Linked DNA regions of Homo sapiens: region 2 is linked to region 1. A link is a loop called in an ENCODE intact Hi-C map of the cell type or tissue named here. Cell type or tissue: heart left ventricle. All regions are shown on one strand. Links, peaks and the distances in the headings refer to the core of each region. The heading gives the core; the rest is flanking DNA. Region 1 overlaps DIRC3 (disrupted in renal carcinoma 3). Region 2 has its middle 97 kb from the start of DIRC3-AS1.

The links. Hi-C counts contacts between places; a loop is a spot of excess contacts. Peaks named below come from ENCODE experiments on the same cell type or tissue, not always from the same donor. Only the 100,000 strongest peaks of a DNase experiment are listed, where the experiment ranks them.
Region 2: a loop joins it to region 1, with 2.0 times the contacts of the local background. A loop is called at or near these places in 4 of 110 quality-filtered maps.

Annotation. Positions count from the first base shown.
Region 1 is chr2:217,486,972-217,502,901 of GRCh38, reverse strand. The region is part of intron 2 of DIRC3 (disrupted in renal carcinoma 3); the gene reads left to right. Among named protein-coding and RNA genes, the nearest start is that of DIRC3-AS1, 210 kb to the right of the region's middle. RefSeq lists an enhancer at 1,831-2,382. In heart left ventricle, for the core only: no CTCF peak of the experiment used is centred there; no DNase peak of the experiment used is centred there.
Region 2 is chr2:217,177,831-217,193,760 of GRCh38, reverse strand. No RefSeq gene overlaps it. Among named protein-coding and RNA genes, the nearest start is that of DIRC3-AS1, 97 kb to the left of the region's middle. In heart left ventricle, for the core only: no CTCF peak of the experiment used is centred there; no DNase peak of the experiment used is centred there; H3K27ac peaks cover 1,660 bases.

The DNA of each region.
Region 1 (15,930 bases), core at 5,487-10,486:
TGGCCTGAGTGCTGCAAAAATCTCACTCTTACAAAAGGTAAAAAAAAAAAAATAAGTGAGGGAATTGTTAATGAAGAATAAAGGGATACAACAAATAACTGTAACCTATGATACTAGATTCGATCTTTGATTTAGAAAAACAGCCATAAAAGACACTATTATGATAATTGGGAAAATATGAATATTTACTATATACTAGATAATATTGTCACATCAATGCTAAATTTCTTGAGAGTGATAATGATGTTGTGGGTGTGTAGGAAAATATCCTTGTTCTTAGGAGATACAAAATGAAATATTTACAGATGAAGTGTCGTAATGTCTAAAACTTTCATTTCAATGGTTCAGATGAAAAATTAACCCAAGCACACAAAGGGTGAAATGTTAAAAATGGATGAATAAGAGAGGTATAAAGGTTTAGTCAATAAACCAGATGTGGGGTGGCCAATGCCTGTGATGGTAGCAATCAACAGACAAGTACCCCACAAATACAGTAGCCTTGTCCAGATTCATGGGTGTCCGCATTTCATTCCAGATGAAAATGAAAATCCTGAGAGAGTTTTTCAAAGGAGAATGTCCTAAATTAGTGAGTCAATGAAACATTGAATTCATCAGCATACTTTCTTGTAAGATATATTTCCTTAGAAAACTTTGAAGATTTGTCTGCTAGTAAGGGAAGCTTTGGGATCCATAAACACTCTTAGGACTATTGCTCTCATTATTTTCAGGACAATTTCAAAGTCAATCTTTTGCTTAAAACTGTTTATTTAATTTATTTATTCACTTAGTCATCCCCTATGCATACACTTCAGGCCAAAAATGTTGCCTGCCACTGTAGATTAAAACATGACCCAATTTCTACTTCAAATCTTATTGGGGCAGACATGATCAAACAGCAGTTAAATATACCACTATGGGAACTCAGAGGAGAACGAGTAACTTTAGCCTGGGGGCTTCAGAAAAGACCTGATATAGCACCCTATAATTTTCCTTCATGGCACTTATTCGTGATTATGATTATGGAGTGAGTTCAGAGACTACCAAGTTAACATTTATGTCCCCAGTAGACATTGGGTACTACGGGAGAAGAGACCCACAGGACTATAGCGAGGAACAATCTTGTTCCCCACTATACACCCAACATAGTACTCAGCATATATTGTACTATCAATAATGATTTGTTGAATGAGTAAATGAATTGTTTTAGACCTGTGGAAAGAATATTTTATCAGATTAATCAACAACATTGGAGCTTTTGTACTCAGAAGCAATGAGATGTACAAATGCACAAAGGCATGGAAAAGCAGGAAATGTTTAGGAAATGAAGAATTGTACGTATGGTGTGTGAAGTTCAATGAAGAGCTAGAAAGATGAGCTGCAGTCAGCTTGGGAAGGCTTTGGGTAACTTATTAAAGAGTCTGGAATTTATTCTGTAGGCAGTGAGGAGTCAAGGAAAGGTTTGTGCAGGGGAGCAATATGATTAAATTGATTTCTTAAAAAGATGACAGAAGAAGAAGGAATGTCTTGAACAAAGAAGAAACTAGTAGTAGTGAGGACATTTAGAGGTGCGAAGGATATACAATGAAAGGAGCAGGGGAATTGATACTCCTTATAAATATCTCTGAAGTGTGAGATTTGAAGCCCATTTGGACAATGAGAGAGGAGTGGACTTAAAGATAATGTTGAGGTGTCTAATTTGAGTGAAGGGTTGGATGATAGTGCTATTCACTAAAACAGAGAAAAGTATTCCTGCTGAGTTGAAATTAGCCACTCATGGGGAAAACTTAAGCACACATTGAAAAGGTGTGTCTAGAACTTATTAATCCACATAGAGACAAAAACCTCAAGTTCAATAGTCATAGGTACACAGGTGATAGCTGAAGCCATTGTGGGAGAAGCAATTTCCCAAGAGAATAGAGAATGAGATGACAATGGGGTTGAGAGTAGTATATTAGAAAACACCAGTATTCCTCAAAAATTCTATTGCCATATTGTCATCCTGCATAGGAGCTCTCATTCCAGAGCATCAGAGCCTCAAAGAACATGGCTTCACTAACAGCTGGGAACACTTGTGTAGCAGTCAGAGGCCCATCAAGAAACAATTCACTGAATAGTTTGTGACTTTAATGAAGTCACATTATTCCCAGTGGTGTCAAAAGGGTTAAGGAAAGAAAGAAGTTGAGGCCACCAGAGAATAACAATGGTGGAAAACCTTGCCACTTCTAGACCAAGCAGCAAGGAGAGGAAACAATGTTACTGGAGTCTAGTGAAAATGGAAGCTATGAAGAAGAAATTGCCTAGTGGGACATTTAGAAAAAAATATATGCCTGCTGCCAGAGTGGGCTAAAATGGAAAGGAAGAGGCAGGAGAAGAAATACTCCAACCTCCATTACTCCCCACCACCACCCCCGCCTTTTTTTTTTTTTTAAGACGAAGTCTTGCTCTGTCTCCCAGGCTGGAATGCAGTGGCGCAATCTCGCCTCACTGCAACCTCTGCCTCCCGGGTTCAAGTGATTCTCCTGTCTCAGCCTCCCAAGTAGTTGGGATTACAGGTGCCTGCCATTGCGCTCAGCTAATTTTTGTATTTTTTAGTAGAGATGGGGTTTCACCATGTTGGCCAGGCTGGTTTTGAACTCCTGGCCTCAGGAGATCCACCCACCTCGGCCTCCCAAAGTACTGGGATTACAGGCATGAGCCACCACGTCTGGCGTTGTTTTTTGTTTTTTGTTTTGTTTTTTTTTGTTTTTTTTTTTACAGAAACTCAAACTCGAGATGTAATTTATATAACATAAAATTTCCCATAATACAAAACCCACCATTTTAAAGTATACAATTCGGGGCCTTTTAGTCTACTTACAAAATTGTACAACCAACACCATCATCCAATTCCAGAACATTTTCATCATCCCCAAAAGGAACCCCATACCTTTTAGCAGTCACTGCTAATTGTCCCTTTTCCATAGCCCCATAAACTAATATACTTTCTGTCTCTATGGATTTGCCTATTCTGAACAGTTCATATAAGTGGATCACACAGTGTGTGTGTGGCCTCTTTCTCCTTTTAATTAGCATAATGTTTTCAAGTGTATCCATGCTGTAGTATGTGTCAGTACTTCATTACTTTTAAGGATGAATATTATTCCATTGTGTGGGTATACTACAAATTTGTTTGCCCATCAACTGATAGATATTGGTATTGATTCCATTTATTTCTTGCTTGCACAGAGCCTCAAGGTCAACTAGGGTCTTCTCAGATCTTTCCTGAGCATAGGGACAGCCCTATGCATAGGTGTGGCCTTCTAGACTTCCAAGAATAAGTTAGAGTTTTCCAAGCCCTGCAGACATCTCATTGTCTAGCTTTTCCTTTTAAGCTTTTTGGTTAGTCTATTGTTTTTATCAACTTTTATACATCACTTAAGGCAGTGTCTGTATTAAAACACCTGCAGGTAAATGTCTTTAACGAGTGCTCCCACCCTCAGAGGCATTGAGCACTGGTGCAAGTTTTGAGGCAGGTGAAACTTCCATGTGGTCTGCAAATTTATCAGTTTCCAGAAAACAATCACTAAGTTATCACTTATCCCAGCCCGTTAATCTCCCTGTGCTGCTAGAATCCCGTTGCCTCCTCTCCCCGTCCTGCTGAAGCAGGTGCAATGACAATGTTCGTCATTTAGGCAGTGAGGTTTAACCAGTCATTTTATATTTTGTGACTGGTCTAAGGTTTCTGAGTGAAACTCGATTGCTCTGTATTTGTCACAAAAGAGTAATACAAAGACTCTGGTTCATGAGGGCTAAGAATGATGTCTGTTGGGCATGGATGTCTAGAACTCCCACTGAGTTCCTGGATCATCCGACCTCATTCATTCTACTCCTACTGTCACCGGTAGAGGGTTGTGACTGCAAGTTGTCCAGGTTCTTGGCGTTTTGAACAAAGAATTGGACAACATGCCCAGCAAAGGAAAGAAAGAACGAAGTAAAAAAAGAATGAAAGCAGGGATTTATTGAAAATGAAAGTACACTCCACAGTGTGGGAGCGGACCCAAGCAGCTGTTCAAGGGCCCGGAGACAGAATCTTCTTGGGTCCAAACACCCGCTAGAAGTTTCCCATTGACCACTTTATGCTCACCTTATGTAAATGAAGTGGTAGCCAGCGATCAGTCTGTTTGGTTGCAGAAAGCAGCCAACCAGGGACTGAAATGAAGTTACGAAGGTCACACTCCTGTCCAAACATCTGATTGGTTGCAAAGAGCAGCCAATCAGAGGCTAGGGTGAAGTTACAAAGTTATATACTTCTACACAAATGAAGACTCCACCTGCAATCAGTCTGACTGGTTGTGGACAGCAACCACTCAGAGACTGGAGTGAAGTTACAAAGCTGCAAACAAAGACTCTACCCACACTCAGTATGATTTGCTGCGGACAGCCAGTTTCCCATCTGCCGGGCAGAAAAGGCCAAAGGGAGTAGTAACCTCTGGTCCTTTTGTTACTTAGGCATGGAAAGTTAGGGTTTTCCTTCCTATTTAGTTCTAGGAAGTCGACGTGAAACAGCCTTAGGTTCTCTGCCTCCAGACTCTATTCTCCTGCCTCACTACCATGTACATTGTTGTGAGGAGCTTCATGAAGAAATGAGGCTCCAGGCAGACTTGCAGATGAAGGCAAAGTTACTTGCCTGGGGGAGGTGGTATATTAGTGAGGCAAGCATAAATTGGTGGTGGCAATCACATTTCCTGGGCTCCTAGGCAAAATTATGAAATGTCTTCTCATGCAGAAAGTCTCTTCTCCTCTCCTCTGGCTTCCCACCCTCATTTGGCATCCCACTTCCTGGAGTGTCAACGATTCTTGCCCACTTGAATTTGCTGTCTCAGCATACCATGTTCTAAGCTTTTTTCCCTTTCCTTCTAGCCATTAAAATCTCTCTATCTTATTCCCCTATCATATCAGATAACTAGGCTAGGTGCTAACATATACCAAGATGATAATCACTGAAAGAGATTGCTGTTATTTCTTCTAGGTCACATATTTGACTTTTAATAGTAACTTTCAATCTTTAACTTGAAGGTGTAACCAATGAAAATTCCAGGAAAAACAGCAAGGTTTGTGGGCTAGATACTTTATAGCTATCATTTGTGACCTTTCAACTCTGTAACAGATACTTTAAATTCATAGTCCATTCAATCTTCATGACAACCCTATGAAGAAGGTATTATTTTCCCTGTTTTTATAGATCATAAGCCTTGTTGCTCATGAGAAATAAAAATAAAATCCTAAGTCCTTCAAAAAACTGAATAGACTCCCTCTTGGCCAAGGGGACCCCAGATAAACCTTAAAAACTGAGCTCCTAGCCATGACAAGATGGGAGGTCAGACACATCCCAGTATGCCCCTTCGTTATTAACCTTTAACCAGAATTCTTTCCTAGAGTAAGCAGAAATCAGCTCTAGAAAACAAGAAAGGGATGACTCCTTCCTTTATTACCTTTAGCCAATTATCTGAGGCCGTGACAGGACTCTCTCCCTCTCTTTGCAGTTTTGACATGATAACTCACCAGTTTTACAATGTATTCCTTCCTAATAAGAGACCACCAACCATGGAGTGGTTCTGGCATCAACAGAGGGTGCACAGTGAGGGTTTACATGTTCTGTGCTTTACCTTTTGATATTAGAAAGTCAAAAACTGCACCTTTGGATCATTCTAATGCCATCTTTTTTTTTTTAAAATTTTACTTTAAGTTCTGGGATACATAATGCAGAACATGTAGGTTTATTACATAGGTATACATGTGCCATGGTGGTTTGCTGTATCTATCGACCCATCATCTAGGTTTTAATCTCAGCATGCATTAGGTATTTGTCCTAATGCTCTCCCTCCCCTTGCCCCTCACCCCCCAACAGGCCCCGGTGTGTGATGTTCCCCTCCCTGTGTCCATATGTTCTCATTGTTCAACTCCCACTTATGAGTGAGAATATTCAGTGTTTGGTTTTATGTTCCTGTGTTAGTTTTCTAAGAATGATGGCTTCCAGCTTCATCCATGTCCCTGCAAAAGACATGAAATCATTCTTTTTTATAGCTGCATAGTATTGCATGGTGTACATGTGACACGTTTTCTTTATCAAGTCTATCATTGATGGGCATTTGGGTTAGTTCCAAGTCCTTACTATTTTAAATAGTAATGCCATCATTTTTTGAACATGCCACCCATGAAGAGGCATGGAGCTCAATTGTGCCTGTGCATATTACTCCTTTCATAAATATTCATGATTTCTCCTATAGTTTATTGAATATGTATGCTTAGCCAAGCTGTTCAGCATAAATTCCTGTCTTATGCCTACCCCGACCACCACCAAAGTGCCATTTTCCAGCTTCTGGCTGGAGGCTACACTTCCCAGCCTGTCAGAATGGCTACCTTGCAGGCTACAACCGTTTATGAGAAATAAAGATCTCCTTTCCAAAATTATGACTTCATCATTCTTCAGCTGACACTTATAAGGATGAGGGGATAGAGGCAGGAAAAGGCAGAGCTGTGATTTGAACCTGGGTAGACCTGATTTCAAAGCCTTAAGTACCCTTCCTACCACAGCTCCCTAGCTGGAGGCAATTCAGGATGAACAGCTCATGTTAGTGATAATGTGGTAGGAATTCATGTTTTTAACTTCACTGTATCCCATTTTATTTCTAGTCAGATATGTAATCTCTTCCAAGTCAAGAATTTCTTTCTTTAATTTTTTTTTCTCTTTCTGGATTTCAAATGATCATTTCCCCTCATTTTTGGGCTGAACTGACAAGAGAAACTTCAGGTCTTTCTCTTTAGATGGCCTAAATTGCTCAGAAACGAGAGAGAAACAATAAAAACCACTGTTCTGCTGGAAATTGTACTTTCAAAAGTCTTAAAATGATGGAAGGTTTCATAGCCACATGTCCCAGAGCTGGGTTCTGGATGAAATGAAGGGGCATAAATATCACCATGGTCTCAATGGAAAGGTGGGAAAAGACTTTTATACCCATATTTTCCCCTTCATATGTTGTTGTGGGACTCAGGAAGAAAGACACAATGTGCCTTGAAAGGGAGGCATGTGAGCTCCGGGAATGATGTGTATGAGCACTCAGATCTTAAGGAAACACCACATTGAGAATGTAGTGGGCATGGGTCAGGAAATTCTGAGCTCTGGCTTCTGCTGCAGGAAGAACAGCTAGCTCCTGATTACTTGTGAACAGGTCAGACCACCTGGCTTCTTCTCCTACCACGTATCCAGTTCAGCAAGAAAACAGCGGCAGGTGGCCTAGAAATAAATTGTTTTCTGCCTCTTTGTCCCACATGTTGGTGAAACAGGCCCAAGCAGAGAGGGATTAAATGTTTGAATTTAATTCTATGGTTCTTAGAAATAAAAAGCCAAATTTGGATAATAATTGCTTGCATATTAGTTATGACTTTTCTTTCATCTTCCTCTGACTGATGTAGGTGATTAAGTTGGCCAAACACAATCTCAATTTCCACATTAGGTTTGAAGTAGTCTAAAGACACACATCTGGGTGGGTATAGAGATTATGTGAACTTCAGTCATATTCTGCAAATGTTCCCATAATCCATGTTGTCAGTGTATAGGTTATAATGATCTTTTTGCATTTATAGGACCTTTTATATTTCTTTATTTATTTATTTATTGCAAATTTATTTTCAGCTGAAAATTTTATTCATTTATTTAGAGATGGGGGGGTCTTACTATGTTGCCCAGGCTAGTCTCAAACTCCTAGACTCAAGTGATCTGCCCACCTCAGCCTCCCAAAGTGCTGAGATTACAGGCATGAGCCACCACATTCAGCCCATTTACAGGATCTTATTTCCTTTTTTTTTTTTTTAATATTTTCATCCTAATCCATTATCCTTTATGAGTGAACAGTATCTCCTGTATAATTAGACTGTGCAGAGGGAAGAAGAGTTACTCAAAGGTTCAGGTAAGTGAGTTGCCTAACACCGGTGAGGACATTGAGACCCAGTGAGAGAGACCCGCACAGTGCTCAGCCCGTTTTGGAGTTGAATATCAGTCCATATTGTTTGACTTTCACAAAAACAGTGGTTACTAGACCTCAGGTTATTGGCAAGAAGTAAATACAAGGCGTGACAATGCATCTGAACAAAGTTAGAATTTGTTGGCTGTGGTGAAATCTGAGGGCAAAATCAAGCTCCCATCTTGTTCCCCTGACTAAAGCCACTGAAAATAGTTCCTCATTGTGGTTTCTGAGATCCAAAGAAAAGACAGCTCCAAGTGGTTTATTACACAAGGTTCAGAAGGCTTATGGGCATCCAATGGTTCCCACCAAGTTGGATTTTGATGGGTTAAATGTGGGCAAATCAGAAACATAAGAATTAAATTTCCTTTCCAATACACATGGGTTTTAAGTGAAGGGAAAAAGGTGCTTCGGGCACAATGCATTTATTTGCCAAGCCCCAAACATTCAAAAAATGGTTCAATATGTCCCAGTACATCCAGCCAGCTGCCCAGTCTCCCCTCTTTCTGGAAGTGATTGTCTACATATGCACACTGATAGGTGCACAGAAAGTGATGTTATATCTTCTGCAATTTAAGTTTTTGACCATCTAGTCTCTGATACAGATTATTCTAAATTCTCAGATGATGTAGCGATGGAGGTATAGTGGTCTTTCCCCAAAAATATGACACAAAGCTTCCTCAACCCCTTACCCAATGTCTGGTCAAATACATGTCCTCATGACATGAAGGAGATTTTGTATTTACCAAGAGCCAATGTCTCAAATATTTAGGTCAAAATCATTTACTTTGTTGCCTGTTTACATGTGGTAGCATATTAATGACAAATTTTTGATTTTAGTCGAGACCAACAAATGGTGAAAATGTGGCTCAGTTTCTCTGGAATCTAAATGAATTAGGCTAAAGAGAGGGGAAGAAAGGGGAACAAGAATATAAGTCAGGAGGCTGCTTTGGACATCTGGGGGTAAAGAAATGGAAGAAAGGAGGAATGGGAGAAATGGGCAAAATAGGCTATGAAACTAAAGGAAAGATGGAATCTTAAGGAACCTTTGCAACATGGAATCAACCTAAATGCCCATTAATGATAAACTGGATGAAGAAATTGTGGTACATATATTAATACACCATGGAATACTATGCAGCCATAGAAAAGAACCAGATCATGTCCTTTGCAGGGACATGGATGGAGCTGGAAGCCATTATCCTTAGCAAATTAATGCAGCAACAGAAAACCAAATACCACATGTTCTCACTTATAAGTGAGAACTAAATGATAAGAAGAACACATAGACAGAGGAACAACACATATTGGGATCTATCAAACTCCCATCTTGCTCCCCTGACTAAAGTCACTGATAATAGTTCCTCATTGTGGTTTCTGAGATCTAAAGAAAAGACAGCCCCAAGTAGTTTATTATACAAGGTTCAGAAGGCTTATGGGCATCCAATGGTTCCCACCTTGTCGGATTGAGGGTGAATGGAGGGTGGGAGGAGGGAGAGGATCAGGAAAAATAACTAATGGGTACTAGGTTTTATACTGGGGTGATGAAATAATCTGTACAACAAACCCCTATGACATAAGTTTACCTATGTAATAAACCTGTACATATACCCCCGAACCTAAAATAAAAGTTAAAAACAAAAACAAACAAACAACAACAACAAAAAAAGAAAACTTTTCTGAGTCTACATGTCCTGTGGAAACCAGATGGGAACAAATGGTTCTACCAATCTAATTTGTTTGGGCTAATTTGGGTGAGGAAAAGTAAGGACGGGAATTTATTGTTCCTTTTTCAGGTGGATTGACAGGCTAAGTATGGTGTATCCCAAGCAACAAACTGATTACATCTGAATCTACTGTGGTCATTCTTGCCCACTCCCTGTGGTGTTGGCAGAGTTTAGCTATGAAGAATATGGGACTAAAGGAGGGAGAAGATGCTTTCAAGTTGATGCTGGCAACTGGGCAAATTGAGGTGTCATTGCAGGAGATGGAGAAAGGGGGTGAGATTATGATAGACAAAGAGGATGTCTTGAAGAATACTATCAACTCCACAGATTTATTTTGGAGTTGTATAAATATTGGTACTAGTTTTAAAAATTGTTGTAATTTAAGTCATATAAATAGATGAAGTAGCCTAAATCTATATTTTGCTTTTTAAGAATAGTACAACTCTCTTGCTATAATTAGGGTAGTGTAGATAAAATCTCAGAAAATTACATTTTTATGGCTACCTTTATCTCTATGTTTCTGCCTCCCTTGGAATGTTACTCCCTTCTGTTTCTTGTGATTTCCTTTAACTTCCATCTATTCACTGAAACATGAAGTATGCTTCTTTAAAAAATTTTAATAAAAAAGTATGCTTCTTTTAAAATTTAATGACAAAACATTTATACGAGGCCTGCTTCTCCCTCAGATTTTCATAAAATCTTCTACATATAGAGGGTATTTGAGGATATCTCTTTGCTGTTAATATTAAGGTCTAAGCTTTACTTTGTAGGCCAAAGGCTCAGCCATAGCTTTAAGACGACTACTTAAATAAGACCTGATTAAGTTCCTTAATGAGAAGCTGTTTTCTTCCCATGTCTCTCTCCAAATAGGGGAAAAGGGGGTGGGATTGCCACTGTTCTAGTCACAGAAATTAATGCAGATGGATATGTATTAAACTCAAGTGATGCTGTGGCTAAGGGGTGAGGAAAGAACAAGAACTGAAGAAGTCAGAGGACATTAGTGAAAAGAGAGGATAATTGGAAAAGACGAATGGTGGAGGTTAGGATGGCATAACTTTCAAGAAGGAGGTGAGCACCAGGGCATCAGGTACTGTGACGAATAGCATGAGAGAAATAGAATCCCAGAGGTCTTTGGTAGACATACCAGTGTCCGCACAGCTCATTCCACATGTTGCTTTCCAATGAATAGGTGTCCATCTGGGAGAGGCCAAAGCTGGAGTGTGATAGGTGAGTGTCCGTAAAACTCAGAGGTGAAAAGTGATTGCTACCATCACCTCCATTCTGAATGATAAAATAGGCAATAAATTTGTTAGGCTGGGAAATGATGCCAAACTGAAAGGCTGGAAAAAGGAAAAGGTAACAGGAATAGATGACTCAATTATAAAAATGTTTGGGATTAAAAAAAAATAAGGCAAGGGCTTGGTGGTCCATTGGGATAGAAAATCAAACTAAGTTCCTCAAACATCCCAAATATTCCTCGTCTGATCAAAGTGCAATGACAAAGCATTCATTAAGCCCCAAAAATGTACCAGAAGCTGTATTAGGTGCTGTCAAATATGATAATTTAACTCATGATTGAAACAAGTCTATAAGAAAGGTTTTATGATTTTTCTGTTTGACAGTTGAGGAAGTTGAGCGTCTGAAACTTGTGACTTCCCCAAGATAACACAGGCTATGAATGTCAGAGCTGGAGCTGGAATGTGGAGTGTATGAGTCCAAACCCTGTTTCTCAACCACATGACACTTCTACTCTTTTGTGTAAAGGACATTTCTGTCGTGCTACTAAAGAATAATGAGCTTTTCAGGAAGAGAGAAAATCAGAGGACTGGACATATGAAAATTCCTACAGTGGCTTAGGGCTGCTTATTTTTCTCAAGACCATTATTTCTGAGTTTTATTATTGGTTTTCATACCGTTTAACTGTATAACCATAGACAAATCATGTAGCAATTGAGGTCTCTGTTTTTTGGTCTATAAAATGAAAGGATTGAACTGGCCCTTGAGCCCTTGACACTCTGACATATCTGCAAGGGTCTCTAGAGTTGCTCTGATCTGCCACCTTTGAGTCTGTGGTGTTTTAGAGGGAAGAAACCAGAAGACAAAGGACGGACAGGAGCCCAGACTTGTCCCTGGGACAACTGGGCAGTGAGTGAGTTAGTGAAGCTTTATTCCTCATTTCCTCTTTGACTCTTCAAGTCCCTATTGTGCATCCATACCCAGGGGTCCTTGTCAGTTACCCCTCAGTTCATTCCCCCAAAAGTTTGTCCACATGAGTTTAAAATGTTACCTTTTCCCTGGAGCATTTACTCTTTAACAGTTGACTTTAATGAGTAGAGATTAAAAAATTTTTTTTAAAAAGTGAATGGATTTTTTAAATGCCAGTTCCACTACCGTGTTTAACAATGGAATTGGAACTTCAGAAGAAGATGGAGTCATTGGAAAAAGACCAGATCTTAGTCTGAACTGGAGGCAGATGAGGAAGCCCCGGAGCCTGCTGGGAGCACCTGCTAAAGGGCTACTGGTTGGAATACAGCTTTACCATGCTATCAGCTGTGGCTCATGACTACTCTGCCTTGTGTATTCCTCATCTGCTGGGGCTTCCACACCTAGCAGGTCATTGGAAATGAAAGGGGTAGATGGGGTAGATGGGATAGATGTGCAGTCAGTCCAATTAGCTCCAGATCCTGGTTGTGCTACTTACTATTTGTGTAATCTTTTCGAGTTACTTTGCAACTCTCAGCCTTAGTTTTCTCATCTGTCAAATGGGAGTGAGTCAGATGATTTTATAAAGCACTCAGCATCATGTTTGCCATGTGCAAAGCATATAGGGGAGTGGTTAAAAGCAGAGTCTGGGGCCAGAAAACCTCCTCATTTATTAGTAAGTTGCTTAAACTCCCTGTGCCTCAGTTTCCTCACCTGAAAATATGGCGAGTAAAGACACTAACCCATGAAGTTGTCAAGATTAAATGTGTTAAAATGTGTAAAGTGGTTAGTTAGAACAGTGCCTGCAAATGGTAAATGGTGTAAAAGTGTTTGCTGTCATTGCTATTATGACCATGGAGTTTGCCTCTGCTACCCATCTTGGGGTAGGAAAACAGTCAGTTAGTTTTTTTTTAAATCATGATTAGCTTACAGTCAACCTGTTAAAGGAACAGTCCATTTTGTTTGTTCAATTTGTATCACACGAAGATAAACAATGGGTCTCCCCATCTTCACATGCTAGGGAAAGGAGAGGAGAAAGGCTTGGAACTCTTTCCCCGTATGAGATTGCAAGTGAGTCACAGTCTCTAACAGTCCACCACCCTCTCCTCCTTGTACACGAGCCACAGAGCAGGAGTCCCAGCGGTTCCCACCACCCTCTGAGGTTGCTCTTTGCCTCGTCACAGCTCCCAAGTTGATTTAAATTACAGCTCTGCAGCAGGCACGCAGCTTTGAGGGCATCCCTAAGTTGTCCGCTGAGTGGTGGTGGGAGGTCTGAGCTGGGGGAATACGGATACAATCTGCAAGTCAGCCGCTCTGAGGCATCAACAACTCTCAGAGAGGCCTGCGGTCTGAGGCACAGAGACCCCCGGGGAGCCAAACGGCCAAATAGTGAGTTGCTCACAAAGAAGAGTAGGGGGTAGGAGACGAAGAAACCACAGCTAAACAAGTAAAGATTGTCTGGCAACCTCATGTCATCACAAAGGATGGGGCCGCGCTGCTGGCTTTCTGTAAGGTGAGTGTGGCCGACTGTGTGCGGGGATGGACGCACGTGCGCAAGCACATTCGTTCTATAATGACTTCCAAGGAAAACTCCTCCGCCATCCTTCCAATCCACAGTGTTGGAGCAATTAGGTAGGACTTGGGCAGAATGATTCATGCTTCAATAAATTCAATTTCAACAAAACATAATTATGGTGAGTCACCTAATCGCAGCTGTAATCACGGCCCGCCCCTCCAGAAGTCAAAACAGTTGAGGGCATTCAGCAAGGGCGTCTGATTCCTCATTATGACTGAAGCCTCCATCTTTTGCCAAGCAGCCATATTTCAGACTCCAGTTCCTTTCTAATTTTTTAAACTACAGAATGTTTCAGGCATACATAAAGGTGCAATGAGTACGCTAATGAATACCTTTGTATGCACCAACCAGCCTAAAAGTAAACATTACAAATATGGTTTAAATCCCCTGTATCCATCTGTCATCCCATTCCCCTATTTCTAAGTAGGGACAACAGTAATTGATTTTGAGTTTTATCATTCTCTTGTCTGTCTTTACATTTCTACTCTCTCTCTATGTGTCCTTAAAATTATGTAGCATTGTTTTCATATATTAAGTGGTTAAATAAATGGTATAATTGTGTATCGTTCTGCAACTTGGTTTTTTTCTTAATGTTTTGTATTTAAATTGAACACGTATCTCTAGTCTTAACTTATGTTTAAAATTCCATGTATGAATAGATGAAAGCATATTTTTATCAGTTTTCCTCTTGATGGATGTTTAGTTTGTTTCCAACATTTTCAATTACAAACAATGCTTCCATGCACATCCTTATACACGTTTCCTCTCCACATGCGTAGGGAGTGGAGTTTCTGGGTTATGGGATATTTGCCTTGTAAACTTTACTAGATGTTGCCCATTTGCCCTCTGTAGTGTTTGTACCAATTTACATGTCTACCAGAAGTTTATGAGTTTTGTTTTTCTTACATTCTTGCTATTACTTCTTATTATCAGGCTTTTATTTTTTAGCTGCTTAGTGTGAAATGTTTTCTATGTGGTTTTATTTACATTTTTCTGATCACTGAGGTCAAACATTTTTGCATAGAATTAGGAACCATTCAAGTTTCTTCTTTTGTGAATTGCACGTTCATATATTTTGCCACTTGTCTATTGTTTTTCTTTCAGGGAAGCTTTTTGATAATGCAGTAAATTTTCTCATTTCGAAAATGACAATTCAGATTTTGTTTCTTTTCATGCCAACTTTAGTAAGTTGCATTTTTCAAGAAATTTATCCCTTTCATCTAAGCTATAAAATATGATAAAGTTGCTCCAATACTTACTTATTATCCTTTTAAAATCTGTAGGATTTGTGGTGATAACATATTTTTTTATTCCTGATATTGGTGATGTATTCTTTTTTTCTTTCTCTTTCTTTTCTTTCTTTTTTTTTTTTTTTTTGTCAGTATAACTAAGAGTTTGTCAATTTTTTTTTCAAGGAGCCAGCTTTTGGCTTTGCTAATTTTCACTATTAGGTATCTATTTTCAATTTCATTGACTTCTTTCTACTCTTATCTTCATTTTCTTCCTTCTACTTACTTGGGGCTTACTTTGATCTTTTTTGAACCTCTTAAGGTGGAATCATAGGCTGTTGTTTTTAGGCCTTTCTTCTTTTGCATTTAAAGCTGCAAGTTTCCCTTTAAGCAGTACTTAAGTTGCATCTTACAAATTTTGATACTGTATTTTCTCCCTTATTCAGTTCAAAACATTTTTAAATTTTCCTTGTGATTTTGACTGTGATGCATAAGTTATTTAAAAGTATGTCATTTGATTTCCAAATAATTGGAAATGACATTCCAAATGACATACTTTTAAATAATTTTCCTAGATATGGATTTTCCTAGATATGTTATTACTGATTAATTCTCTTATGATTATAGAAAACACTTTACATGATTTCTGTTCCTTTGAACTTATTGACAAGTGTTTTGCAGTACAGGTATATGGTCTATCTTGGTGAATGTACCATGCCTGCTTGAAAAGAATGGATATTTTACAGCTGAATGTAGAGTTCTATTATAATGTCAATCAGATCAGGGTGGTTGACAGTGATGTTCAGATCTTCCGTGTCTCTACTGATATTTTGTCTGGTTATTCTATCAATTGCTGAGAGAGGAGTGTTAAAATCTACTAAGATTATAGAGGTTTTTTTTTTCTACTTCTGTTGAGTATCAGGTTCTGCTATTAGATACATACATATTTATAATTACTGTCTTCTCGGTGAATTGTCCTTTTTGAAATTTTTATTCCTGGTTATGCTCTTTGTCATGAAGTCTACTCTTTTAATTTGTTATTAATATAGTCACTCTAGTCTTCTTAAGCTTACTGTTTGCATGGTGTATCTTTACCATTATCCACTTACTTTCAAACTACATGTATCTTTGTGTTTAAAGTATGTCTCTTGTTGGCAACGTGCTTGAGTCTTGCTTTTTTAAATCTACTCTCACAA
Region 2 (15,930 bases), core at 5,750-10,749, 310 kb after region 1:
AATAGTTAATAAAAGAGCCCAGAGTATGAAAAGCTGCTGACAAAAATCAGGACTATTTAGTCTGGAGGAGAAGATTGAGAAGCAATCTGATAGTGGCGTTTTAAACTACCTGTAGCCTGGGGCCTTGCAAACAATTCAAATGGATGGCCTATTTGAGGAGAGTGGACAGGTCCAAACTCGTGTCTACTGAGAGGAGATTGCTTGTTAAAGGAATTTAAGTAGGCACTTTCCAGGGTGAAATTTTGACTGAGCTTTAGGAACAAGTCTGAGAGTAAAAAGTAAAACAAACTTTGCTTAGGAACTATCCCTAAATTTTCTGACAATAGGCTATTTACCATGGATTTACGTTTAGGACTCAAATGAGACATTTCAGGCACTCTGGTTTCTCCTCTTGGACCCAGAGAAGACAGTATTCAAACTAATGCAGACGTTTACTGCTTTTTAAAACACACACACACACACACACACACACACACCCCTGCCTTTGCACACAGCTTTCCACACTACTTCATGCTATTCTCCAACATACACAACGCTAGATGCAACTTTTCTTTTTAGGTTCATTTCACAATTGGATATTTTACTGTTATTTGTATATCTGATTGCCTTTATCTTTGTTTAGATGAATTACAGAATGTTGGAAGAGAATTCAGAAATCCTAGCTAAATCTCATTCTTGTGTAGAAGATGAAGCTGAGGCACAGAGAGAATAAAGAACTTTTCCGATTCCCAGAGAGATTTAGAATACCTGGGTCCTAGAATCAGTTCTTCAGTCAACTTCCAACAACATTCCCTACATAAGTTTAACCAAGAGCCAGCATAGAGAATCAGAGGTTTCTAGAAACTTAGACAGAAAACAATTGGTGGAACATGTAGGATTTCTCAGGTACAAGCATTCTTTCTTAAGCAATGTTTCATGCAAAAATTTAATCCTACAGAAAATGATTTAATGATGCTCTCAATTCTCCCAAGGGTAGTATTTATCTAGTGCCATTCCAGATGCATAGAAGAGAAATTAATTGATTACTTACAATGAATGTCTTAGGGATTGAGGGTTCACTCTCTACTGCAGGGGTTGGGAAACTTTCTCTGTAAATCTTTTCAGCTTTGCAGACCATATGGTCTCTGTTGCAACTACTCAACTTTGTCTTTGTAGCATAAAAACAGCAGTAGACATTATGTAAATGAATAAGCATGGCTTTGCTTCAATAAAACTTTACATACTAAAATAGGCGGTGACTAAATTTGGACTGCAGGCAGTAGTCCTCTTCCAGTGGAACCCTGATTGAAGAGGGCTGGGTGCAAGCAACAGAAATATACTTACATTGACTGAAGAAGAGAAGTGATTCAAGGGCTCATAGAACGACTCAGAAAGGAAAGGCCCTTGGATCCACTTACAGTTTTCCCACAGTGCCCCAACTAGGAAAAATCAGTAAGTGTTATTAATAAGAGGGAGGCCCATTTGCCTAACTGGGCCACATGCCCACCCTTTGACAGACAGTCCCATCATGAGAACACAGCATATAGGAGAGGTGACACCCCACGTGAAAACTGAGGAACTCTGGCAAGAAGGGAAAATGGATGTGCAGTTACCAGAAAGCAATACATGCTCATTACAGAATTTTTCTGCACATAAAGAGATATGTTCTTTCTGAAGCCTGGCAACAGAGCATTGTAGAAAGTGTTGGAAAACAAACACAACTGTAATTTCAACTACCCTAAATCCTGAAATCTCCAGCACAAGATGAATGAAAGGGGGTCAGGGAAGAGTTGTGGAGAACCTGTCCAAATTGCAAATAGCCACACTGACTTTTCAATCTCCATGAACCAGCAGTAGAGTAGAAGCTCCACAAAAGTAGAAACTGGGTCCCCTTTGCTCACCCTTATAATGCCAGGACCCAGACTGTGTCAGACAGGTATCAGTCCATTAATTCAGTCATTGGTTCATGCATTCATTCACTTAACAAGTATGTGAGAGCCTTCTCTCTACCAGGCATTTTGCTGAACTCTGGGAAGTCCACTGGTGAGCAAAAACAGACAAAATCCTTGCCTTTGTATAACTTAATAAATGAGGGGGTAAGATGAACTTTAATTTAAGCAATTAAATTAATGTAAAATTATAATGTCATAAATGCTGTACAGTAGCAGGAGAGGGATTCATTACATGTGCAAGTAACAGGAGTTGTAGATCTGGTAAGAGAAGCTCAGGGAAGGATTTCCTAAGGAAATGATGCCTTTGCTGAGTCCAGAAGGAAGAGTAAGAGTTAAGGAGAAGAGGGAGGTGAATCATGGGAAAGCGCATCCTCAGCAGAGGGGGCAGCATGTGCAAAGGCTGTGTCTCAGGAGGGAATATAGAAGAAAGCGAAGATGACATGAAACCAAGGGCTAGGTGAGGCTGGGAAATGAGAATGGCCAAAATGTCTAAGACCACGTAGGGCTGGGTTAAAATTCTGCTTTTTATCTTAAGAGTCTTGGGAAGCAGAGTGGGGAGATGTAATTCAGATTTACAAGTCAAAGTTAGATCTACAATTATAAAGAAGACAATGGATTGGAGGGTTGCAGGCATGGATACTGCATGAAGAGAATGGTGAGCAAGCTATCACCAAAGTCTTGATGAGAAGAGGTGGTAATGGGACTGAAGAAAAGTAGATGAATTTGAAAGACATGCAAAGGGTAAAAGAGGTTTGATTGGCCGATGGATTGAATATAGAGAGCAAGAAAGAGAGAGGCATAAATAATAACCCATAGGATTATTGGTGCCCAAAACTGTGTGTTGAATCAATCAATGAATCTCTGCTCCTAAGTCTGAATACAAAAACATCTCTTAAAATGTCTCCCTTTTTTGAATATGAACCTAGTGCTCACTGATCATCTTACCAACTTCCTGTCAAGACTTTGCTTGAGTAACTTATCTTCTGAACAACTCTCATAATTTCACCCACTCCCTCCTCTGTATTCATGTAACCCTTTGTTCACAAAACCAAACCAGTATCTATAAAATGGGTGACTGGTTGTAGGAAGAGAGAGAGATTATGAGTACTTTGAGGGCTATGGCTCAGTCTTATTCCTCCATGTGTTGCTAGCACTGTAGTCGGCCTTCCGTACCTGTAGGTCATGCATCTGCAGATTCAAGCAACCACGGATCAAAAATATTTGGAAAAATAAAACAATAAAAAATAGCAACATAAATGTAAATTCAATACAAACTTTAAAATACAGTATAACAACTATTGACATAGTATTTACATTGTGTTAGGTATTATAAGTAATTGAGATGATTGAATGTATACAACAGGACGTATGTAAATGATATGCAAATACTACGTCATTTTATAAAAGGGATTTTAGCATCCATGGATTTCGGTATTCAATGGGGTCCTGGAACCAAAGCTCCACGGATACCAAGAAACAACTGTACTTGGTACATAAAAGGGGCCAGAAAAATTTGTTAAATTGTGTTGTTGGCCTATACCTTTCCTCTCAGAGCTTCCAGCTGGGTTAGGTAAATAAAAGGCACAAAAAAAGAATAAAAGGAAAAATTAAACTAAGAAAATGAGCCTGATCATGGACTGAGGGGTCTGGCAAAGGATGCATGTGAACCAGTTCTCCCTGGGGTTCAGAGTTAGCTGAGAATACTGTGTGAGCACCTGGTCGAGCGTCACTTGAATAGGACCACTTTGGAAGTGCCTTATAGAACATTTTGAATGGCTTTATACATACCTTGGATTTGTTCTGAAGATTTCTCAGGGTTTGTATTGTGGAGCAGAGCAGGGTAGCCTGAGGGACAGCTTCAGCAAAGGCAGAGAGCAATGAGTAAGCACATAGCAAGGTTGAGAACCTTGGCCTCCTGAGAGCTGGAAGGGGCTGTATGGTGTAGAGGGAAGAACATCAAGAGGCCTCTAGTGTCTTTAATCTTGACTTTGTCTCTCTTTTATCTGGGTGCCCTACAGCAAGTTGATAAACTTTCATCAGCCCCCCAGTTTTCTCATTTGTTAAATGGCAATAATAATGATAATATCTACATCTTGATAGTGTGTGTGTGACTGTGTATGTGAATCAAATGAGAAAATGCACTTGAAGTGTGTATTTTAGAAATGAAAGCAGTGGTGTATATTTCATTTTTCTGGGGCCCTTCCACAGACAATTACTGAATCAGTTTCTGGGAGTAGAGTCACGAAGCTACATTTTTTGAAAGTCCTGGGATTGTTCTGATATGCTGCCAGTTTTGAAAACTGTGCCTCCAAGTCTTTAGGAAAAAAAGAAAGGAATTTGTAACACTGTTGTCAAGAAGTTTAAAAAAAAAATGGTAGAAGTTCATTCCTAGAAGGTTTAGAGATGAAAGTGATGAGATGAAGATTCCCATTATCCCTTTCCTTTCCTTCTCTTTAGATACTCAGCAGAAGCTCCGGGGTAAAGCCCTCATCATTTCATGCTTATCGGTTGGAATCCTGGTTTACGGTCTCTCTCTGCCCACCCGTTTATCACTCTGTTGCAGATCTGGATTCCCAGGAACAGACGAAGGTAGTGAGGAAGGAGTTTATTGTGGAGCATGCTCAGGATCAACATGTGTGGGGAGTGAAGGATTCAGCATGGGACAGAGGAGGAATTTGAGCCATGGTGCAGTCGCAGCCTAGGACCCCACGTGGAGCTCTGACCTAGACGTGCCCCACATTGAGGCAAGGGTACCAGGCCCTGGGAAGGGGACCTGGCCTCAGACAATGAATTATCAGAGGTCAGCTGGTTGCTCTCAGGGACCAACAACTCCTTTTTGTCATTCAGAAACCTCTGTAGTTCCTCCATTATCCACCAAATATGTTGACATTCAACATTCAGGACTATGTCCATCTGGACTATTCTACTAGGCTGATTTTCCACTGCTTCCTTATATATTCCTTTCGTTCCAACCAAACTGAGCTGCTGCCCTTTTCCTATGACTGACCTACACTTTCCCCTGCAACTTAGATCAGTTAAGCCCTCGCTCTCTTTCTCATTAATTTCTCACCATCCTATAAGGTACACGCAGTGGGTAATTTAAACATTTTTGACTGTTTACATCTTGATCTTCTCTTCTGATCAAAAAAAATATATATGTGTATATTTATATACGTGTGTGTATACATATATGTGTATATATGTGTGTGCATATATATATATATATATATATGCTTAATTCTCAACTTCTCTCTCACACACACACACATTTTCCTCTATTTTGTGCATGAAGTATCTTGGCCAGAGGTGCTAGCATATGACAAAGCTCTAACAAATTGCTAAAACAGCAAAAGATGCATTTACTTAAAGGATAAACACTTCCAAATTACTTGCTAAGTCAAAATCCTGTGAAAACAATCAAAAGGTTGCAGATACAAAACTTTAGGTCTTTCAGCTTGATTTCCAGTAAGCTCACACCCCACCATTTTAAACAGATCTCTAGTCTAAGAATGCTAAGTCACACTTTTTATGGCTTCAACGATTCTTTTTTTTTTTTTAAAGGGAAAATTACAAATTACCAGATCATGAAAAGAAAATCAGACTTGGAGCAGGCAATTGAATCCATGTTTATGTAGCATCCCAATTTGAAAATGTACGACTTTGAACAAGTCAACTTCACCCTCTGGTCTTGGATTTCCCAATTTCTTTCTTTTTTCTTCTTCTTCTTTTTTTTTTAATTTGTGATGGAGTCTCACTCTGTTGCCCAGGCTGGAGTGAAATGGTGCAATCTCAGCTCACTGCAACCTTCACCTCTCGGGTTCAAGCAATTCTCATGCCTCAGCCTCCTGAATAGCCGGGACTACAGGCACGCACCACCATGCCAGACTAATTTTTGTATTTTTAGTAGAGACAGGGTTTCATTATGTTGGCCAGGCTGGTCTTGAACTCCTGACCTCAAGTGATCTTCCCACCTCAACTTCCCAAAGTGCTGGGATGGAAGACGTGAGCCACTGCGCCGGGCCTGATTTCCCAGTTTCTAAGAGGAGGGGTTAATGACCACAAATCCCTTTCAGTCCTAACAGTCTATGATTATAAGAAAACGAAAGAGGAAATAAAGCTTATCCATCCGTCCTTTCCTATTCTCCTGCCCTCTTGTCTTACAGTCTTACTGACCATCTTATAGTTCCTTGGATGAGCCATGTCCTCTTGCACCCAGACCTTGAGCACTTTTTCTAAGTTCATTTTCTCTCAGACTGACTGATTTCTATGAGATTCTATGGGTATCAGTTTGTGTGTCACTTTCTCTGAGAAACTTCTTCCCTTGACCCCTTGGCTTAGGTTGGAAGTCCACGTTAGGTACTCTCATACTATTTTGTACTCCTATCAAAGCCTATGGATCATTTTATGCATTTGTCCATTTAATTGTCTGCGTCTCCCACTCACCACCCCCCACCCCAGCACCAGGCTATAAACTTGGAAAAAGCAGGAACACATGACAGAGAATAAAAAATTGACACTTGAACTAATGAATTAGTGGATGAACAAATGTAATATAAACCAATGAAGAAACAGTAAATGACTGATGATCATTGCTTCTGGTCCTAATTTAATTCAGATATTTATTCATCTTTTTCCCACTGTGGGACAGATGTTCACATCTAACCCATGAATCGTCAGTGAAAAAGGTCATTAACTACACGAGGGAGAAAATGATGCTGACTACAGTTTTAACCTCCTTTGACTTTCCAAGAACTGCTTTTAGTACATTCTGTTTTCAAAGATCAGCCCCTCTGCTGCTTCCAAAAACCTGTCCCAATCTGTCCAGCTCATCCCTGGCCTTGATTGCAGGGGGGATATTGAGTCCTGCAGCTTCTGAGCCAGTTCTAGTGGAAAAGCAGAGACTGGGGAAGCTGGAGGAAGCAGGATTTGATATTCTTGGCCTCTGGATGCTCCCTGATTATTATTTTTTAATATCCTGAGAACAGATTAGGATGAAGCAGATTAGGGAAAAGTCATGAGACATAAGCCATAACTGAGCTTCTCTCTGCTGAAAGCATTCCCTGGGGAAAGGAAGCTGGCTGCATCCTTTAGTAAAACAGGGTAGGTCTTGGACCTGCTGAGTGTGGGAGGAACCCAACCAAATGCAGTCCACGAATCAAATTTTCCTGCTTCTCACTCTGTCGCCACTTACTAATAAAAACTGGGCCAAGTGACACATGTAAGAAAAACCCAAACTCAGATGGTAATGTGACCTTGCCATCTCCCCTTCCAACGCATACATTAGTTCTCTTTACATACGTACTTCATATTCTGTTCCAGAATCAGGAAGGAGTCTGCCTTTACCCCTAGTTGGTCTACTAATAACTGTTGAAATTTCAAAACCAAACTTTGAACTTTGGTAGTAGAGCTTGAAGTCCCAACTGTGTCAATTTCTTATATTGCAACATGAGGGATGTCCCTGTCTTGGACTCACATGTCTTGGGTGAGTGCCGAACATGAACACAGCCGGACACCGCCACTGACACAGAGTGGGTTCTCGGGTAAAGTTCATCCACTCGGTCACTGATATGGGTGAGCAGGCACAGTCTCAGTTTATGCCTATTGTCTAACATAACTACTAGTAGTGTCCACTTTCCTTTAAAAGTGTCCTATTTGGATGATCCATTTTATAGTCACCCTAGTTTCAGTAGAATGTAATTTGGAATTGTTCCTTGGAAGGTTCCTCTGAGGCAATGGCATCTATTGCAGACATACATCCCCAAGGGCATGCAGTTATCCCTCACGTTTCTGTCTTCCTTCTCTCCTCCTTTTCTTAAGCCCAGGGGGTCTTAAATTCCTTCTCTTCATTTGTACTGGGAGGAACACTTTTGAGATCAGAAAGAAGTGATAGAGAAACTGCCCTGCCCTGCCTCTATTAGTGGAGGCCGATTAACTTTTATTTTTCCCCACATTTCTTTCTAGAGGAGTCATTTAGATCCCTTAATTTAGAGCCCAGGACATTCCAGAGTGCTCTGGGATAACAAATGAATGCATGGCCCAAGAAGGAAAAGCATGACAAATGGCAGGTTCTTGGAGAATCCAACGTGGCATTTTACACATCATAATTCAGGCATGAATGGTTCATCAGAAACTGCTAAAGGGAGAAATCCCGAAGTTAGAGAAATCTATCCCAGTCCAAAATGGCCAGCAAAACATAGAAAATGCCCTGAAAAAAGCAAAGAGAAGACTCGGTTCACAACACATAATAATGTTTCAGTCCATGATGGACTGCATATATGATGGTGGTCTCATAAGATTATAATGGAGCTGAAAAGTTCCTATTGCCTAGTGACATCGTAGCCATGGTAATATTGTACCCATCATGACGTCACCATCATAGCATCATAATGCAAGACATTACATGTTTGTGGTGATGCTGGTATAAACAAACCCACGATGCTGTCAATTGTATAAAAGTCTAGCACACACTATGATGTACAGTACATAATAATTGATAATGATAATAAACAATGATGTCACTGGTTTTATATTTACTATATGTTACTTTTTATCATTAGAGTATGGTCTTTCTACTTACTAAAAAGAATGTTGGCCAGGCGCGGTGGCTCACACCTAGCCCACCAGGCCAAGGTGGGCGGATCACCTGAGGTCAGGAGTTCAAGACCAGCCTGGCCAACATGGTGAAACCCCGTCTCTACTAAAAATGCTAGCCAGGCATGGAGGTGGGCACCTGTAATCCCAGCTACTCAGGAGGCTGAGACAGGGGAATCACTTGAACCTGGAAGGCAGAGGTTGCAGCGAGCCGAGATTGCGCCACTGCACTCCAGCCTGGGCAATAAAGAGCGAAACTCCATCTCAAAAAAAAAAAAAAAAAAAAAAAAGTGAATTGTAAAACAAGTTCAGATGGGTCCTTCAGGAAGACATGAAGAAGGCATTGTTATCATAGGAAATGACAGCTCCATGCATGCTATTGCCCTTGAAGACCTTCCTGTGGGAGAAGATGTGGAGGTGGAAGACAGTGATTTTGACAATCCTGATCTTAGGTAGGCCTCAGCTAATGTGTGTATTTGTGTCTTCATTTTTAACAAAGAAGCTTAAAAAGTAAAAAAATAAAAAATAAAAAAATAAAAAATTAACATGGTAAAAAAGCTTATAGAATAAGGATATAAAGAAAATATTTTTATTCTGTTGTACAATGTGTTTGTGTTTTCAGCTAAATGTTATTACAGGAGTTAAAAAGTTTAAAAAAGTTATAAAGTAAAAAATTTACAGCAAGCTAAAGTTAATTTATTATTGAAGAAAAAAATAGTTTTTATACTTGTAAGTGTAGCCTAAGTGTCCAGTGTTTATAAAATCTACGGTAGTATATAGTCAGGTCCTAGGCCTTCACAATCACTCATTACTCACTCCTGCCTCACCCAGAGCAACTTCCAGTCCTGGAAGCTCCATTCATGGCATGTAGGTGTACCAGTTTTTATCTTTTATACTGTATTTTTACTGTATCTTTTCTATGTTTAGATCTGCTTAGAGACACAAATACCCATTGTGTTACAATTCCCTAGTTTTCAGTACAGTAACATGCTGTACGGGTTTGTAGTCTAGGAGCAATAGGCTATACCATATAGCCTTGGTGTGTCGTAGGCTACACCATTTAGGTTTGTGTTTGTGTGCTCTATGAAGTTTGCACAATAACAAATCGCCTAACATCACATTTCTCAAACCAGGCCCCTGTCTTTAAGCAATGCACGACTGTGTAACTATCTGCTAGATGACTCCAGCCTGCTCCAGAGGAACTTGGGTATGTTTTTATTATTTGGTTAAAACTGTTTGGTTGAACAGGAGAGCCAAATAATATGTTTTGGTGAGGAAGATGGAGGTTATAATCACTATTGTGTCACTTAAAAATATACAGCTAAATATATGAAACAGTGATATTTTAATATTCAATGTTAGTTCTTTACACGGTGCCTTATATACAAACTCTGATGCCCCTACACCACATGCATACATCCTTCCATCAGAACTTGGCATCTTATCTTCTTGTCATTTTTGATTTGAGCTCAGTTCCATGTGCTCTTGATCTGGCACACTGACATGCAGCCTTTAGTCTCTTTTTCAATGAGCTGCTCTGCACAAAATCAGGTCAGCATATCTTGAGCACTTGGCCCTGGACCATCTCCAGACCAGAGCACAGCAGGTGAAATTCAGAGTGTCCTCTGCCCCCTGAGTCCTTCTTCCCCTGACACCTCCATGAGGTGGGGCCAATCTGCCTGCCTCTCTATACACTTCTCCAAATGCACAAAAGGCACCAGAGCCAACTGCTACCAGAGATTTAAAATACTAATATTAATAATAATAATAACCCCAAAGGAAAGTCTGCAAAGAGCAGGCACTGCTCATGACATGATATGTCTTCTAAGCAAACGTAGATGGGAAAAGAGGGGAGGGGAAATAGATCAGAAACCAAGAATAACCTCGGCTTTGGTGCTGCCAGCACATTCCGTGTCTTGAAAAACAGGAGGCTGTATTCAGGCTGGTTTCTGGGGAAGAAAATGGATCCGTGTATTTGTTTGTAGGTGCAGTAGGAAGCTCATGTCTGCCGTGCAGCAGTGAGCCATGTGTTGATGTTGGATCAACTGGACTTAATGTGCAGCTGTGCTCTCCCCGAGTGGGGAGCTAATTACTGCAGAAAGACACTCATTGCAAATCAGGTGACTTCATGTGGAAACTATAACTTAGAGTGAATGAATAAGGACTCCTGGAGATGAAGGCACAAGCTGCTAAAATAGCAAAGGAGAATCAAGGCCCCTTTCCAAAGATCTGCAGGTTGAACTTCTGCAGTGTGAAAGTGGCTCCAGAATTGCACACATAGCCAGGAAATGATTAGATGGAAGGAAGGAAGAAAGGAAACGCCCACCTTAATGTGCACAAGTCAAAGATCCAACACATATAGTCTCATAGGAAGTGAGACTGCAGACTTTCCCCTATAATATGCATTCATTTCATTCAAAGACTCAACATGCAAAACTTAGATTCAAATGGGACCCTTAAAATTATCGTTTCCCTCTAAACAAGAGTGAAATGACCCTCTCTTTTTCAAGTGATTATTTTCTTTATTTTATTTTTGAGACAGAGTTTCACTCTTTTTGCCCAGGCTGGAGTGCAATGGCAAGATCTCGGCTCACTGCAACCTCCGCCTCCTGGGTTCCAGCGATTCTCCCGTCTCAGCCTCCCGAGTAGCTGGGATTACAGGCATGTGCAACCATGCCCGGCTAATTTTTGTATTTTTAGTAGACACAGGGTTTCACCATGTTGGCCAGGCTGCTCTCGAACTCCAAACCTCAGGTGATCTACCCGCCTTGGCCTCCCAAAGTGCTGGGGTTACAGGTGTGAGGAACTGCACCTGGCCTCAAGTGACTATTTTCAATACTCAAACCTACCAATAGGAAAGGTAGTTACTATAACTTTGATAATCCTCTGTGGAATTTCCTAATTCCCACAAGTTGGAGGTTCTTTTTGATATTTGATCTGTTCACTCAAATAATTGGAAAAAAAAAAAGGAGAACACATTATCATATAACTACTTGTGATTAGGGAAATGTAGTTTAAGAATTATAATAGCTCACCACCAGGCCATGCTTTGCCACTACCATGTTGTGTGACTTCAAGTCAAGTCAGTTAACATCTCTGAAACTCACTTTTCCCATTTACAATGATAACAAGACTGGTTCCACCTACCTTATGTAGCTATTTTGAGAACCAAATATCAAATAATATAAAAGTTATTTAAAAAGTGTACAATGTGTTTGCAAATGCAAGCTTGTGCGGTGATTTAAGAATGGTAAAGATTGGCTTATTGATTTAATCGTTAAAATAAAAGAGACACATTTTTAGAAATTTAAAAATAGTAAAGGAATCTCTTGCATTTCTTTCTTTGCCAAAAAAAAAAAAAAAAAAAAAAGCTTCAAGGGCATTTCCTTAAACTTACATTCCATTTTGCAGACTCTGAAAATTACAAAAAGAAGTTAAATTTCAGTTGTGGGCTAAACATTTTGACTCTATCTGGAAGGGTAAATGTCTGTTTCCATTAAGTGATCCCAATTTCAAGGGCTTCATCTGAGCCATAAGCCATCATTCTCTACTTGGAAGCCAGAGGAATAAATTCTGACACAGGATGGAAACTCAAGAGGTTGGCAACTGACAAAGATTTTTTCATTTTCAAAAACTATGGCAAGAATGAGGTTGGCAAACAACAATTGTGTATGTCTGTGTGTACTTGTGTGTTTTTCCACTTTAGGATAAAAGTAATTAATATTGATATGATACCAGTAAGTTTTAACTTCTCAACATAGTTTAACAAAAGCATGGCTGACTCAGAGAAGGGGACAGCAAGAAAAATAGAAATTATTAAAAAAAAAAAGGAATATATATAGTTTGGGTTCAGTTACTGGCACTGGTGACTGTAGATTTTGTTGGTTGCCTTTTCAGCATTTCACCCCCTTGTTTCTTTCTAACAGAACCCGTGGTAGATTGGGAATTATACCCTTCTCCACGAAACCATATGTTTCACATCACAAGCATGGTGATTCCTTTGCCTGGCCAGCGATTGGTTTTGAGTGGGGATGTGCCCCCACTTTTGGTTAGCACTAATAAATGGAAGGAAGTCTTTTGGGAGGTTTGCGGAAAAGATCCCTCCATTTACTTCATGATGCAGCCTCTTGTTCTGCCAAAAGGTGCCGTGGCTGAAATGAGGCAGCCTTCTTGGCACCCTGAGAGGAGTTAGCTGGAGCATAGCAGGTCAGAAAATACAAAGACTCTTACGATAGAAGTAAAGAGGTCTTTATGATATTATTTAGTGATTGAAGAGCCAACCCTAAAATTGGCCTCCTTCTGGATTTCTTTTCGTATTATCTACAAACATCCTTCAACTTCGGTCAATTTGACTTGGGGGTTTCTATAGTTGACAGGTGATGTTATCCTAACTGATTCATTATCCATCTATGCTTAAAGCTTGGTGCTGACATTGCCAATGGCATTGAAATGATGCTGAATTAATGTGAGACAAATGGCTGAGTTGGTCCTTTAACAAATCACAGTTAAACAAATTGCCAAATGGATTAAATGTGTTCTCCGTCTTAGGTGTCATGCTAGGTGCTTGAGTTAAAGCCCAGTTTAGACAGCCCAAGATACAGTAGCCTTATAATTTCAGGCATATGACATTGCATTCTCACAAGCAATGAAGTACACACATAGTGCTCTAAGTCATAATTTTTCCCAAAAAGAACCTCTGCTTGTGCATCAAATTCCTTATTTGCAATGATGTACTTGCTTGCATATGTATTTTTCTCAACCCATTTAAAGAAAACATGAATGCTTTAGAGTACTACATCTTGGCTCAATTAGGACTTGCTAAATGGATTATTGTTTTCCATAAAGCACCTATTATGTACTAGGCATGAGGCCAGTGGCTTTAGGGGATATAAAAATTGAAAAAGACAAGCCTTGTCTTCAAAAGGCCTACAATTGAAAAGATATGTAAACAGATAGTTACCATATAAGTCAATTTTTACCATATCAATGGTGCAAATGAGAAACTCATATGGAGTAGAAGTGGGGACAAAGCACTTCCCGTTGGTGTTATCAGGCAAGGTTCTATGAAAGACATGGAATTTGAGCTGCACTTTGAAAATACACAGGCTTTCCATAAGAAGTGGGAGTTCAACACATGAGCACTAGAGTGGAGGGAACAGCGTCACCCCAGGATGTCAGAAGGAACCTGCAGGTCATGTTCAGTGATGGGGCAGGTCAGATGTTGAAATGATCCAGAACTGGGAGGGGATGGCTGAAATATTTGGATGACAGAAACCAGATTCCAAAATATCTTGACAGGCTAGAATGATAGACTGAATCTAACATGATGAAAATGAACTGAGCTAAATGTACCATTTTGCATTTGATTATTAAAGGGTAAAACATTTCCAATCACAGCTGCTTATGTGAAAAAGACTTTGTGTTTTTGTTGAATGTAAGCTCCGCATGAATCAACAATGTTATTGCCAGCAAAGCTGAGGCACGCCTAGGTCAGATTCCTCTCCAAAATATAGGATGCCTTAATTATCTTCCTGCTCAAAAGAGATCATGGAGTACGGTATTAGTTTTCTGTTGCTGCCTTAACAAAAGACCACAAATTTAGTGGTTTAAAACGACACAAAATTATTTTTTTTACAGTTCTGAAGGTCAGAAGTCCAGTATAGGTCTCACTGAACTAAAATCCAGGTGTTGGCAGACTGCATTATTTTCTGGAGGCTCTATGGGAGAATTCATTTCCTGCTAGTTCTGGTTGTTGGTGGAATTCCATTCCTTGGGTTTAAAGCACCAAAGTCGCCATTTTCTTGCTGGCTATATGATAAGGACCATTTCAGGCTTCTAAAGGAAGCCGCATTCCTTGGCTCAAGGCCATCTTCCTTCCATCTTCAAAGCCACCAATGGAAGGTGGAGTCTTTCTCACACCATGTCTCTCTGACCCTTCTTCCATCACCACATCTCTCTTTTTGTCACTAGGAAAGATTTTCTGCTTTTAAGAACTCATGTGATTAGACTGTGTCTGCCTAGACTATCCAGGATAACCTGCCTCCTCTTGTGGTCTATAACCTTAATGGCATATGCAAAGTTCTGTTGCTGTATAAGGCCAAAGAGTTATAGGTTCCAGAGATTAGGGCTTGGACATCTTGGGTGGGGGGCATTATTCTGTCTACTACATACTGTCCTTTCATCTTAAACAGTTCTGCTCAGTGCCCAGTGCCAGTCTTTTATTTGGACACTGATAAACTGGGGCAGACTCCATATGAGAATGACCATAGTGATTAGAAAATTTAAAACTGTGTCATGTAAGGTGTGTTTGATAAAACTGGGAACATTTAACGTAGATATTTGGTGGTAAGGGAAGCATCAGAGCTATTTCAAATCATCTGAAAGCCTGTCACATAAAATGGATCTATTCCACGTTACACAGAATGTAGAGAGAATCAAGAGAAAACAAAGACAAATTTTACCTCAATATAGATAATGTGATTTTTAGTTTCCAAAAATGGCCCCAGTGAACCATGCCTTTTGGTATTCATGCTCTTATGTGTTCCACTTCCACACTGAACCTGGGCTGGTCTATGACTTGCTTTAGCCAGTGAAATACAGCAGAAGTGACAATGTAGGACTTCTGAATCTAGCCATTAAGAAGCCCTGGCAGCTTCTATTCTCACACTTTTGCAAACTGTGAGCCATCATGTCAGAAGTCCAACTACCCTGCTGGGGAGACCATGTGGAAAGACCATGTGGAGAGGCCAGATGGAGAGGAGAGGACTTAAGAATATATGGAAAGGAGAAAATTCTCAGTGTCCCAGTTGGGCCTCCATTTGACTGCAACATTGTGAGAGACCCCAAGCAAGACCAGCAGTACTATTCAACTAAGCCCAACACAAATTACCAATGCACAGAATAAAGAGCTAAATAATGGTTGTTGTTTTAAGCCACTAGGTTTTGGGGTGATTTGTTATGTACCAATAGCTAACTGATACACCTGATCAGCTGATTGTATGTGTGTGTTTGTAGCATGTCTACTAAACACATTTTGAGTTTCTCATTGTGCAAACCAGCATTTGTTTTTCTTTACATTTGACTGAAAAACAAACAAAAACGAAAATACCACTGGCTTTCATGAATCCTTTTAGCTTCCTGCCAGGATTGTACTTGATTTAATGTGTTGCTTATAGATTTATGCATATGTATATTTTTTTTCTTAGCCTAGCAATTTCCTTGATAACTCAAATGTGTGGAAAACTGTTAGTTATGTTACTGTCATGATTTATCTACCTTTAAAAATGAAAAAAAATTAAAGTAGATTTGAACTGGAACACAGATCAGTAATTAAAAACAGATGGCTTAAAGGATATGCTTGAAACAAGCAAAAATACACAAGACAGTGAAAGAGAAGCATGGGAATAAG